Regions from separate parts of the Homo sapiens genome. Here region 1 is linked to region 2. A link is an interaction called in ENCODE POLR2A ChIA-PET data of the cell type or tissue named here. Cell type or tissue: CD4-positive, alpha-beta T cell. All regions are shown on one strand. Each heading gives the region's core, and the rest is flanking DNA. Links, peaks and the distances in the headings are about the cores only.

The links. ChIA-PET counts read pairs that join two places held together with the same protein. Peaks named below come from ENCODE experiments on the same cell type or tissue, not always from the same donor. Only the 100,000 strongest peaks of a DNase experiment are listed, where the experiment ranks them.
Region 1: POLR2A ChIA-PET joins it to region 2 with 5 read pairs; 1 of 35 experiments calls an interaction of 5 or more read pairs at or near these places.

The regions. Positions count from the first base shown.
Region 1 is chr3:67,787,876-67,792,282 of GRCh38, reverse strand. The region is part of intron 3 of SUCLG2-DT (SUCLG2 divergent transcript); the gene reads right to left. Among named protein-coding and RNA genes, the nearest start is that of SUCLG2-DT, 140 kb to the right of the region's middle. In CD4-positive, alpha-beta T cell, for the core only: a CTCF peak has its summit at 2,012; a DNase peak (open chromatin) is centred at 2,042.
Region 2 is chr3:67,737,023-67,741,429 of GRCh38, reverse strand. The region is part of intron 3 of SUCLG2-DT (SUCLG2 divergent transcript); the gene reads right to left. Among named protein-coding and RNA genes, the nearest start is that of SUCLG2-DT, 85 kb to the right of the region's middle. In CD4-positive, alpha-beta T cell, for the core only: no CTCF peak of the experiment used is centred there; no DNase peak of the experiment used is centred there; H3K4me3 peaks cover 523 bases; H3K27ac peaks cover 2,676 bases.

The DNA of each region.
Region 1 (4,407 bases), core at 237-4,236, 51 kb before region 2:
CTTGTTTAATATTACCTTATACCTCTACAGAATAACTATCTTTTCCAAAACACTTTCACATACACTATCTCATATCATCTATAACTATTCTTTGAACAGAGATACACATTACCATGACACCTTGACCATCAAAGAACAAGGAGAAGGAAGCATCAAATCCAAGGTCAGGAGGAGCAGGAATTAGAACACAGGACACTTTTTTCTACACTGTGCCTCACCCAATTGACAGCATATGACATGATGAGGTTAGGGAAGAATGACAAAATTATGCCTGGCCCATGCCTTTTAGGGGTTTCTGGTAAGCTTTTAAATAACAGCATGGGGTTTGTTTTCAGCTTATGATCTACTCCAATATCCACATTGTTTTTTGCTGTGTCTATGCATAGCCTGGCATTCCAGTCTTGGAATCATGTCTTTCACATTTGTCCATATTGACTTTGCTTCCATATGAAATATTTACATAGGTTTATCACTTTGTCATCATTTAGAGTGGCATCTGTTTGCCAAAAACGAGTCAGGTCTCAGTCACGGCGGCTTGTTGGATCGGTGTGAGCGTCTCTGAAGGAAAGGAGAAATTGCCTTTTGATAGGCTCCCTTAACATTGAGTTACTTTATTAATTATTAACTGACATTTCATTATCTTTTGCTTTCAAATATGTTTTGGGTGTTTTCCTTCATTTCAGACTTACAACAACCTGTGGGATATGTTAAACAACTTTTATTATCCTACGTATTGGCTGTTGGAAGGTGAAATTATTTAAAAATGTCACAGAGCTAAAAGCATGATGACCCAGGTCTCCTACTTCTCAGGCCTGTGGTCTTTTTTATTAAATATGCTAAGTCACCTTATTAAAGAAAACACTAAGAAACAATGACTTTTCAAACATTCCAGAGACTAATTTTGTAATTAAACTAAGAGCTACCACTTGGTGAGCATCTAAGTTTTAATTTACATCTATAAAATAATATTAAAATGCTTTCTGTTCCTTCTGGAAACCAACTAAAGTCCCAAAGTCCCAAGAGACTATAGAAAACCTCATATTTAAAAAAGAAGGTGGCCAAATTGGTCATTTTACCCACACCCCCATCATCTCATCCAGCTCATATAGGCAGAAGACTAGAGTTAAGAGAGATTGTTGAATCAGGAAATTGTTGGCTGAGTGGCTATTGCACAAACCAAGTTAGGGCATTTCCATGAAGTGAACGAAGGCTGATTATCAGATGGGTAGATTAAGGTTTCATTCCCTGGCAGCCTGCTTGCGGGTGGACAGAAAAACATGTTAGTGTTCCCCAACCTATCCCCATTCCCCAAGACAGAACTCGGTGGCAGAATTCTTGAAGGAGGTTTACATGTATTCCTTAACTATGGGAGCATAAGCAAAACAAGAAGCTGCTATTTACTTCCTTTCTGAGGTTTTCTGAGTTTACCATCTGAAGATGGTAAACTGGCTGCAGACAACACCAATAACAGGGAGAGGAGAGGGCAACAGTGGAGACTGTCTACACAGCAAGCATGACAAGTCTCCTGTATACCAAGAATCTTCACCTGTCTCAGACCAACCTGATGGGGCCACACCCAATATCACTCCATGAAGGGAGCAATGAGCCCGCAACAGAAATAAGCTGTGGTGTGAACCACAAAGGCAGCAGCTAGTCAGTGCCTCCAAATCCTCAAGCAGTGGGAGATGAGCATAATTAAATAATTGCCCTGACTTATGTCAAGTTCCCTAGAAGCACAGATTGAGACAGAAATTCACATGCATGAGTTTTAGTGATAGAGATGCCTCAGGAGAAACCAGTAAAAGGAGGGAATAAAACAGAAGAGGGAAGAAAAAAGAGCCAAGCTAGTGTGAGATCACAGGTCCATCTAGCCAGATTCATGGGTAGAAAAGGGCTCTGTAGCTTAAATTACCCATCAGAATCATCTCCTATTGAGGCAAAGGGCTGGCCTTATGTGTCTCTGTCATTCATCCGCTCTTGGCAACTGGAGTGAGAGTGGGCTAAACTAAAAACAATTCTCAGGAGAAGGAGCAGGGGGCAGCAGTGAGCCATTCAATGCTCAGGGTAATGGGGGATGTGTGCAATAGAGCAGACAAGAGGATCCACTTGGGGAACCAACAGCACTCCTACATCCCCTTCTTCCAAAGAGAATGTTCCAAGGTATCTTCCACGTGGTATTTCAGAGAGATGGAGCCCCAGTTACCCATAGTAATGACCTGCTCTAAAGCTTTTGTTGGTTTTTATTTTTTCCTCTTTTCCTCTTTTCTTCACTTGTACTACCTGCACCCACTTTCCAGATAGACTAACTGCACCCATATTCTTCTCTCAAGATCATTTCAGGGGAAATCCAAATTAAGACAACTATCCAAATGAAATGATTGTTATCACTGAAGGTTCCCAACAGCCATGGGCTCCAATTAGATAGCTTTAAGGAGCAAGAAATTAAAGATCGTGTTGGGGGGAAAAACAAAATAAAGCTCTTTCCTGCTTGCACCACTATGAAATTTACATTGGTTAACAAATTGATACCCATTCATTATCTCATTTAATCCTCACAGCAACATTCTGTAGTAGGTATAATTATCTCCACTTTACATGAAAAAACAGAGGTTCAAAGAAGGTAAGGGTGTTGCCCAAAGCCTCCCAGCTGAGATTCAAGTTCATGTTATTTAATTCTAAAGCCAGCAAACATTCTTGTTTACTAATCCATTCATTTGCATTTGCTCATTTTAAAATTAAATGTAGGTTTCTAGAACAACTCTTAAGACAATTGTGATGAGAAGTATACTTTTTATGTGATGAAGGGGCACATTTTTCTTTTTCTAATATAGCCAGGAAGACGAAAAGGGCAGATAGCATGTTTTGTTGTTAAACTGACAACATTATTGATATTTTTCAAATTATTACAAGAAAGACCCAGCATTCACATGTTTTATTTAAGGCAGCTTCTGCATTGTTTGGACATTACATTATTTATGTCAAAAACAGTATTTTGGGTGAACATTTATTCACCCAGTAACATTTATTAGTTACAACTAAGCAGTTTTAAGACCAGAATAAAAGACTGGAAAAAGGAGGGTAAGGGGAATAAACCAGTGTCTTATTTCTCTGGGACTCTCCCTGACATGTAGATATTTTGTTCAAGTTATAAACTAAATTCCCAATGTTTGCTCTATAGGGTTGACACAGCTCCCCAGGCAGACAGCTGTTAGGAGGGACTGTTAAATCAGCCAGGTAAATGGGAAGATGTCAACCACAGTTTCTGTACAGAAGGCTATGCTGTATGGTGATTAGCATGATAAAAACATCGGTATTAGGCAACCTTTGATTTAAACTAGACCATGACACTCAGCTATGCAATCTTAGACTAACTACTTATGCTCCTTAAGTTTCAATTTTCCAAAATGCAAACTGGAGAAAATAATGGTAGTCAACTGTATTCATCTGTTTTCACATTGCTACAAAGATAGTACCTGAGACTGGGTAATATATAAACAAAAGAGGTTTAATTGACTCATGGTTCCGCATGGCTGGGGAGGCCTCAGGAAACTTACAATCACGGCAGATAGGTGAAGGAGGAGCAAGTACCTTCTTCACAATGCGGCAGGAGAGAGAGAGCGAGCGAGAAAAAGGGGTAACTGCCAAACACTTCTAAAGCATCAGATCTCAAGAGAACTCACACACTATCATGAGAACAGCATGGGGGAAACCGCCCCTATAATCCAATCACCTCCCACCCAGCACCTCCCTCAACACTTGGGGATTACAATTTTAGATAAGATTTGGACAGGAACAAAAAGCCAAACCATATCACTAACTGATAGGGTTTAGGAAGGATTAAATAGGATCAAGTTACAGCACTCACTAAATTTTATCCATAATCAATAAAATGTTTATTTTTCTGATTAGAATAGGATATAAGGAAGACACTTTAATGAAAATGAACACAGTTAATTTTGCAAAGTTTGACCTATGCTGTTCCAGTCTTAGCCACACCCTAGTTTCCTGGACACCACCAGTATCATGTCCATGAAGAGGTTCGACTTGCACATCAGGATGACTGCATGACTGACATTGCTTATCTGGAACAATTCCACTTATAACATCTCCTGATGTGGTGCCTTTTGGGAATTAACCCTCTCCCCTAGGAACGCAGCAGGAGTAGAGAAGTTTGCAAACACAGTGGAGAGAGAATATATGTCGATATGGAGTGCTGTAAACTTACATTATTGTGAATCTGGGATGACAGCATAAGTCACAAAAAGGGAAGCATTAAATGAATTACACAGGCCTTCTGCAAGAAGTGGCAATAAAACAGTGGAGTACCCTTCGCCATCCTGTATTTCATTTATGCCACATAAATTCAACTTAAGAATCTTATCTTAATTCTTTCCCATTTTTAGCCTC
Region 2 (4,407 bases), core at 225-4,224:
ATGTAAAATACCTAGATATAAATTTAACCAAGAAGGTGAAAGATCTCTATAATGAAAACCACGAAATGCTGATAAAAGAAATTGAAGAGGCAACACAACAACAACAACAAATGGAAAGACATATCAGGCTCATAGAACAAAAAAATTAACATTGTTAAAATGATTATACACCCAAAACAATCTACAGATTCAATGCAATTCCTATCAAAATATCAATGACCTTCTTTACAGGAACTTTTAAAAACTGTTCCAAAATTTGTATGAAACCATAAAAGACCTTGAGTAGCCAAAGCTATGCTGAGCAAAAAGAACAAAGCTGAAAGTACCACACCACCTGACTTCAAAATGTACTACAAAGCTACAGCAAACAAAACAGCATAGTATTGGTATAAAAACAGACACACAGACCAGTGGAAAGTAACAGAGAACCTAGCATTAAATCCATATGTTTACAGCCAACTAATTTTTGACAAAGGCACCAAGAATACATATTGAGGAAAGCACAACCTCTTCAAAAAGAGATGGTAGAAAAACTGGATATCCATATGTAGAAGAATGAAATGATCCCTGTCTGTCACCATATACAAAAATAAACTCAAAATGAATTGAAGACTTAAATATAAGACCTGAAACTATAAAATCACTAGAAGAAAACATAGGGGAAACACTTGAGGACATTGGTCTAGGCAAAAAACTTATGACTAAGATTTCAAAAGCACAAGCAACAGAAACAAAAAAAGACAAATGGCACTATATCAAACTAAAAAGCTTCTGTACACCAAAGGAAACAATCAACATGAGAGAGAGACAATGTGTTGAACGAGAAAAAATATTTGCAAACTATTAATCTGAAAAGGAACTAATATCCAGAATATACAAGGAACTCAAACAATTCATACAAAAAAAGATCTGACTTAAAAGTGGGCAAAGGATCTGAAAAAACACTTCTCAAAAGAAGATATACAAATGGCCAAGAAGTATATGAAAAAAATGCTCAATATCACCAATCATTAGGAAAATGTAAATCCAAACTACAGTGAGATATCACCTCACTCCCATCAGAATGGTTATTATCAAAAAGACAAAAAATAACAAATGCAGAAGAGGATGCAGAGAAAAGGCAATTCTTTTACAAGCATATATCTGCCCCCCATGTTTATTGCAACACTATTCACATAGCCAAGATATGGGATCAACCTAAATGTTCATCACCAGATGAATAGATAAAGAAAATATGGTATATATACACAATAGAAGCTATCCAACCATTAAAAAGAATAAAATCCTGTCATTTGTGGCAACATGAAAAAGTCTGGAAGGTATTATGTTAAGTGAAATAAGTCATCAAAGAAAAATAAATACTATGTGTTCTCACACACATGTGGGAGTTGAACAACTGAACAGAGGAAAATTGTGGTTATAGAGGCTGGGATGAGTAGGAGGCAGGGAAGGATAGGGAGAGGTTGGTTCAAGATACAAAATTACAGCTAGATAGCTAGATAATAAGAGGAATAAGTTCTCATGTTCTATGGCACTATAGGGCAAATACAGTTAACAATAATTTATCATATATTTTCACAAAGCTAGAAGAGAGGATTTTGAATGTTCACAATACAAAGAAATGATAAACATTTAAGGTGATGGATATTCTAATTACTCTGATTTGATCATTACACATTGTATACATGTATTAAAATATTACTCTGTATCCCATAAATATGTACAACTATTATGTGTCAACCAAAAATAAAAGGGAGAAAATAACAAGTCAGATGCAAAAGAGTGCATACTGTATGATTACATTGGAACAAAGCACAAAAAGTAAAACAACTAATATATGCTGTCAAAGCTAGTGGTTATCTTTGGAGAAAAGCTGAAAAGAGGCAAGAGATAGGCAGTTGGAAGAGTGGCAAACTTTGGTCTCTTAACCTGGGTCCTGGCTACATGGCTGTGGTCAGTTTGTTAAAATCATCAACCTATACACTTATGATTTATGAATATATATCTTACTATAATGAAAAGTTTAAACAATTGGCTCCTATAACTGAAATACACATGGTTAGTGTTCAGGAACAACTCTGTAATGATACCCAAACGATGCCTTCAGAATCTGTCTCTCTAGCTCTCTGCTTATCTGCCCTGGTTTCTTCTTTGTTGGTTATTATCTTGGACAGGCTCTTCCCATGTGGTATCAAAATGTCCACGAGCAGCCTCAGGTTGTCTGGTTAGAAACATAGCAAAAGGAGAGTTCCTCCACTCTTCCTCAAGATCAAGGAACTGCATCTCATTGGATCAAACTGAGGCACGTGTCCCTTCCTCTACAAAGTAATATTGGCAGGGAGTTAAAATATACGGATAAGTGAGGTCTAGATCATGTGCCCATCCCAAAGCCATTATATCATTATTGTCATTATCATCATCTGTCACAGTTCTGGGAGTTGACTGCACCAGCTAATCTGTTCTCACTGGGGGTCTCACAGTGTAGTTGCATCCAGATGGTGGCTAAGCTGGACTCATCTTGAAGGCCTCCTCCTCACATACCTGCAAGGGAAGATGGCTTGGACGCTGGGGCTTCATGAGCATCTCTTTCTATCTCTATGTATTCTTTCCTCATAACCTCTCTAGCATGGTGGCTTCAAGGTGAAATAAATTTTCATCAGAAAATAGCCAAGGTTGTCTGTATATTATCTATGGCTGCTACATGCTACAATAGCAGAGCTATGGAGTTGTGACAGAGGCCATGTGGGTATGGCCTGTGAAGCTGAAAATATTTACAATGTGAGCATTTGCAGAAAAAATGCGCTGACCGCTGACCTGTGCTCAAATGTCAGACAGTGTAATTTCTGCTGCATTCTATTTATTAGAAGTAAATCACGGAGGCCAGTTGATATTCAAGGGGAGAATTTGTAGGTATATTCTAAACCAGGGGTCCCTAACCCCCAGGCCATGGACCAGTACCAATCCGTGGCCTGTTAGGAGCTGGGCCACACAGCAGGAGGCAAGTGAGCATTACCGCCTGAGCTCTACCTCCTGTCAGATCAGCAGGGCATTAGATTCTCATACGAGCATGAACCCTATTGTGAACTGCACATGCAAGGGATCTAGGTTGCACATTTCTTATAATAATCTAATATTTGATGATCTGAGATGGAACAGTTTCATTCCAAAACCATCCCCCACCCCCAGCCCATCTGTGGAAAAAGTGCTTTCCATGGAACCGGTGCCTGGTGCCCAAAAGGCTGGGGAGTACTGTTATAAACCACCACAGAGGTGGAGTCACCTAATATATGTGCACTGAGAGGAAAAGGAGAGTGCTGTTGGCTACAGAAGGTACAAAGATGTTGAAAAGACCAAAACAGGAAAACCACTTCAGGTGAGATAGTGTGTTTTTAGTTCTCCGAGCAGGTTAACTGAGTTAAGTTACAGATGGTGCATTTCTTCTCCAAGCAAGCTATTACCATTTTCCATACCAGGAAAGTAACAGCGGAACTTGCTCCCCTCCAAAATTATCCCTATTGCTCAGGGGCACTTATGTTAAAGTCATTATGACAACTTTTACAATGCTCTAATTGAGCTGCTTGGGCACAGAAGAATTGCTTCTTGCTAAAGGAAAATAGCTGGGAGAATTACAAAAATGGCATACCAGAAAAAATGCGACATATTCCTGGGCTTTTGAAATGTCAGACTTCTGGGCACCAATTTATCTGACTTACATTACAGGGCTACAAATAGTCAGCAACTCTTATTTGGCCATTTTTCACAATAAAAATACATTTCTAAGTGCTATTTTAGCTCAATAATGATTGTACAGATCTACTTATTTTTCATTTATATGTGTGTATGTTTGGAGGAGGGGGTGGTTCCCTAAGTATTACCTTGCCCTTGGCAATGTTTGGCAACAAAGGAGAATGTACTATATTAATCAGATTGGACCACTTGCTTAGTGGAAGATTGTGATCTGGATTTTAACAAAATACAAAGCATTAAAAACCTACATGGAAAATTAAGCAGTCACTGAGTTCTTCCTACAGGAATATGTCACTGACATCATCTCTTCAGCTCCAGCATAATGGAGGAGGCTGAAGGCCATTATTATAATCAGGAAGAGATTCACTGTGATTGTATGACTCCCAGAGAGGCAGCTGAAATGTGGGTTGGAAATGCTGAGGAGAGGGGTGGGAGTAGGATGCAACCAATCCAGGAGAATAGCAGGCTCCTTTTGACTGGCCATACTTCTCACGTTAGTAGATGCATAGCATCTTAAGAGAGAAATACTGCCCAGCAAGGACATTATGAAACACAGGCTAGATGTTGATGGAAATGATTTTTTCACCTATATTTCAAGTGCTGGAGTGGAGAGGAGATTACTTTTAAGGGGCAGGGAGGGGGCCTTTACTCTGCAAGCTC